Linked DNA regions of Mus musculus: region 1 is linked to region 2. A link is a loop called in an ENCODE intact Hi-C map of the cell type or tissue named here. Cell type or tissue: left cerebral cortex. All regions are shown on one strand.

The links. Peaks named below come from ENCODE experiments on the same cell type or tissue, not always from the same donor. Only the 100,000 strongest peaks of a DNase experiment are listed, where the experiment ranks them.
Region 1: it touches region 2 in a loop (3-fold over the local background); 10 of 42 quality-filtered maps call a loop at or near these places.

The regions. Positions count from the first base shown.
Region 1 is chr7:44,640,636-44,643,135 of GRCm38, forward strand. Myh14 (myosin, heavy polypeptide 14) reads right to left here. Exons shown (of 42, transcript NM_001271540.1): 12 at 426-544. Among named protein-coding and RNA genes, the nearest start is that of 2310016G11Rik, 26 kb to the right of the region's middle. In left cerebral cortex, a CTCF peak has its summit at 1,456; DNase peaks (open chromatin) are centred at 450, 790 and 1,459.
Region 2 is chr7:44,588,162-44,590,661 of GRCm38, forward strand. It overlaps a transcript of Kcnc3 not described here. Among named protein-coding and RNA genes, the nearest start is that of Kcnc3, 1.5 kb to the right of the region's middle. In left cerebral cortex, a CTCF peak has its summit at 1,175; DNase peaks (open chromatin) are centred at 306, 1,188 and 1,856; H3K4me3 peaks cover 2,500 bases; H3K27ac peaks cover 956 bases.

The DNA.
Region 1 (2,500 bases), 52 kb after region 2:
TGATCTGTGTTTTCATTATTGCTCACCCTCACCCCGCCCCCAGCCTGGTGATAGAATAAGGGCAGGCAAGGTTGCTGAGTGTGAGAGATGGGGAACGCTGCTTAAAGACCTAGTAAGAGGATTCTGAAGATAAAGGAGCTCGCTGCCAAGCCTGACGACCTGAGTTCAATCCCCAGGACCCACGTGGTAGAAGGACAAAACTAACTGCTGTTGGTGCTCTGGTGCCAGCCTGCATGCTGTGGCAGTGCCCCTCCCCCAACAAATAAACAAATAATTGTAATAATAATATTTAAAAGTCCCAGGATCACAAACCGTAAGCCAGTCCTTCCTGCCCTCACAGGGCTTGATCCCGCCTACCACTGAATCCCGCCTACCACTGAATCCCGCCTACCACTGAATCCCGCCTACCGCTGAATCCCGCCTACCTGCTCCTTGGTTTGTGCTTTCTGAACATAATCTCGGCCCACTTTGATGCGGGGTGTGAGAAGGGCTCTGGAGAAGTCGGTCACTCCGAGTCCCAAGAGGCGGCAAAGCTTCTGGGCAGCTGAGGGAGAGAGCAGGTGACAGGGGTTAGTGGGGAGGGACATCGGACCCCTCCGTTGGGGGAAAGAGGTGGAGGTGGCCCTTTCTGGGAGGAGCATCCTGAGCGAACCAGGCGCTGGGTTAAGAGGCCTGTGCCTCTGGGCCTTGGGTGATGCACATTTTCAGCAGGAACAACTAGCACACCTCTGCACTAGCACGTTAAATAGATGGATGTTTGCGGCGGAGCACGCCAGGGCTGCGTGGGAGGCGTGTTTCCCTTTCTACTCTGAATTAAAGCCTGAATCAAGCCACGTTCCCAGGCATCCGTCAGCTCCACGGAGGGAAAGCTTACTCTGCTCTTGGCCCCACAGAAGAAAAAAGAGAAGCCTAGAAAGAAATGCATTAAAAAGGCACCAGAGTCAGACATGGTGGCACATACCTGCCAACCCAGTATCTGAGAGTCTGAGGGAGGAGAATCAAGAATTCAAGGTCACCCTCAACTATAAAGCAAGTTGAGGGCCAATCTGGGCTACATGAGATCCTACCTGACCCCAACACTCGCAACCATTGGGTTCTAGTTAAAACATAAAGTTATTCCTTGAGGCATGAAGGGAAATAAGCAGGTTTCAGAAAGGTTTGTAGCCACGAAGTGGTGGTACGCGCCTTTAATCTCAGTACTCAGCACCGGGCACCCAGGAGGCAGAGGCAGGCGGGTCTCTGAGTTTGGGGGCAGCCTGGTCAACAGAGTGAGTTTTAGAACAGCCAGACATACACAGAAAAACCCTGTCTCGAACACCCCCATCCCCAACATACACACCAAAAAGATAAAATAAAGAAAAAAGAAAAACGTGTAGTGTTTGCCCCCAATTAAGTAAAGCAAACAGGTAGTGCAGGACAGTGCCGGGTTGGTGAATAGCACCCCCCGGTGGCCACAAGTGGGCGCTGCAGGGCTGGGTGAGCGGGGAGCAGTGCCCCAGTTCCCCAGATTTTCAGAGCTGTGCAGTTTGAGAGTGAGCTGGAGGGTTTTTATAACCAGGACAGAGAGCTTCAGATGTCCAGAGGGAGCCCGTGAACTCTATTTCTGTCTGGATCTCCAGCTACACCGGCACAGGGTAGGAAAACCCCAGGGGAGACCCCGAGGACGCAGACAGCATTGGAGTCTGACTGTGGGCAGTTGTCTCTCCTTTCTTGACAACCAAATCCCAGCACTCAGGATGCAGAGGCAGGTGAATCTCTGTGAGTTCAAGGCCAGCCTGGTCTACAGAGAGAGCTCTAAGATAGCCAGGGCTACACAGAGAAACCCTATCTCGAAAAAAACAAATAAAAAAAAAGGGGGTTGGATGCAAGAGGATTAGGAAGTTCAAGGCCATCCAGAGCTACATATGGCCCAGTCCCAAATAATGAACAAGAAGCGACAGCAAGAATTAGTGATTTTCGGGCTGGCGAGATGGCTCAGCGGGTAAAAGCACTGACTGCTCTTCCAAAGGTCCTGAGTTCAAATCCCAGCAACCACATGGTGGCTCTCAACCACCCATAATGAGATTTGACGCCCTCTTCTGGTGCATCTGAAGCCAGCTACAGTGTACTTACATATAATAATAAATAAATCTTTGGGCCGGAGCAAGCAGAGTTGACCAGAGTGAGCAGGACAGAGGTCTTAAAAATTCAACTCTCAACAACCATATGAAGGCTCACAACCATCGTACAGCTACAGTATATTCACATACATAAAATAAATAAATAAATCTTTTAAAAAAAGAGAATTGGTGATTTTCATTGTTTAACAAAATCAAGGAGGGGGATGTGAAATTGGGTGTGGTGGCACAGATGGTAAACCTCAGCACTTGAGGGGCAGAGGCAGGAAGATCAGGAATTAAAAGGGCCCAATGTAGGGGCTAGGAAGACGGCTCAGTGGCTAAGAGCACTGGCTACTCTTCCAGAAGACCCGTGTTCAATTCTCAGCACCCACACGGCAGCT
Region 2 (2,500 bases):
ACCCTCTCCCTACACCCTGGCGAGGTCTTGGAGTGATGAAACCCAAGTTTCCCAAGCCTTCATGAGTTTCAAACTGTTGCCTGCCTCTAACCTCACAAGTCTTCTCTGTTTCCTCTCACCATCCTCCACCTCCCTCCCAACTTCTGACCAATTTATTTGGTAATTGGATCCTGTTCATGGCCTCTGCTAAAAGCAGCAAGTCGGGGTGGAGGTGAGGTGCGAAAGGACTGTGACCTAGGTCCTCGTGCTAGTCCATTCCTCAGCCTCTAAAGCATCGCCATCCCCGCCCTATCCCTGCAAGCCTATCCCTAATTGACCTGGGATCCACACCCACTCTCGCACAGCAGGTCCCTCTGTGATACGCCAGCATTAGGAGTACAAAGTGGGCAGTGAGCGCCTCTTTTCTATTTTCTGCCCTGGCGCCTCCATCAGAGTATTGAAGTCTCCAGAGGAGGGGGCTCCAGGGTCTGGAGGAGGGTGAGGATGCACTCCCGGGTCTGCAGGACAGGCCCCATTTCTGCAACTCTCCTGGAGCGACAGACTCAACTACTGCCAGGACGGGGGTTAGACTGAGGTAGAGAACCCAGAAACAGAGGAACTAAAAATCTGGACCTGGAGACAGAGACCAAGGCAAGACTAGGGCCAAGAGACCCAGAGACAGAGAGGAACCAAGATCCAGGGAGAGAGGAAGACAGAGACCCTGAGAGAAACAAAAGCCCAGGGAGGGGTGGGGATAGGAAGCTGGGGAAGAGACTCAGAAAGGGAGAGACAGAGTCTGAGAGAGAGAGAGAGAGAGAGAGAGAGAGAGAGAGAGAGATCCAGATGGGGAAGATAAGTGACCGAGAGAGAGAACCTGATACCTAGAGGAGGGGGACAAAGACCCAAAGGAGAAAGGAGAGATCCACATATAGAGACATGGAGAAACAGATTTAGAAAAGAGAAACCGGATACGTAGAGTGGTGGGGACAGGTAGGAGGACAGAGACAGCGGAGAAAGGTGACAAACACACATTAGCGGGAACGGGTCTGGAGACGGGAATACGAACCCGCGTAAAGCCTGCAGAGGAAGGCGAGGAGCCAGCGACCGCCGCAGCCCGTGACCCGCCCTCTTCGTTCCCGCAGGCGCCTCCTCCCGCTGCAGCCCCCGCCGCAGCCACTGCACTCGCGCACTGCCGGCCCTGCGCCTAAGACCGCCCAGAGGGCGGGGCCTACCCGCTCGGAGGTGTGAGGTCTTTCCTCTGGCTTCTCACTTTTCCCTCCATAACCCCGCCCCTTCCCAATGGTCCCGTCTGACCTCGTGGCTGAGAGGCTGTTGTCCGTGCTCCCGGTGGCGCTCTTTCCTGCATGCCTGGTCCCCACTCCTTTACCCATCTCTTGGCCCTTCTGTCTGCACTCTTTGTTGTCTACGCTTCATCCCCTTTCTTCCACCAGCTGGCAACTTTTGCCCCTTCCCTAAGACGTAGTGGACCATCCTCCGGGGTCTCTACCAATGAATCTCTCTATTCCAGCCCACCCCCAGCCCCGTGCCCAGCAATGAGTGTCCTTCCCCTAACAGGCATCTCATTTCCAGAACTCCATCCCACCAGCCTGGAGGCTTCTGGCTCTCTAAATGCTCATTTTTAGCGCCCCACTTTGCCATCCACTTACTAGTCGCATCTTCCTCTGGACTATTGAAGGTGTTTCATATAAGATATAGACCCTGTCCATCTGCCTGTGTCTCCCATTCGTCCGGATCCTCTTCGCCCAGGTCTAACCCCGTCTAACGAAGTCCAAATTTGCAACATCCAGTTGGACATGGTGGTGCTCATCTGTCATCTCAGCTACTTGGGATGCTAATGTTGAAGCAGGAGGACAGCGAACCTAAGACCTCCCTCAACTCCACAACTTGCAGCCTCCGCCCCTCCCCAGCTTTCATCCAGAGGCTCCCAGGCCTCGCCTTCCTTCCTTTACCATAGCGTCCCAGTATCTTCCGCTTCGACTGTCTCCTGTGAGTTTTTTTATTTAATCAAGTTCCAACTCCACCTCTAGTTCCCTTGTACCGCCCTCACCCCAGTTGAGACCCTCCCCCCTCATTGTCGCGGCCCAATAAGGATTGTTAATAATCTCTTGGGCTCGCTGCATCCAATTACTCCTACTTTCCCGTTCATTTGCCTTTTCAGTGCAGGTCCCGCCTGCCCGGGCTCTAGGCAATTTGTTTTCTTTTTGTCAGCTTCTCTTGTTGTGACTTCTTTCCCCCCACCCACCACCCCCCAACCCGTTCCTCACCCCTACCCCCACCAGAATTGATAGGCCTTTTTTTTTCGAGGCAGAGTCTCATGCAGCCCAGGCTGGCCTCTATCTCACTTTGTAGCATGACCTTGAACGCCTGATCCCCCTTCCTTCACGGTACCTGGCTCTTTCCCATACCTGGCTCTGAGGTCTCCATTTTCGCTGTGCTGCTGAGTTAGGCATTTTTAGGGTCCCCTTGACGCCCCGCCCTCTCCTAGGTAGGATCCAATCCC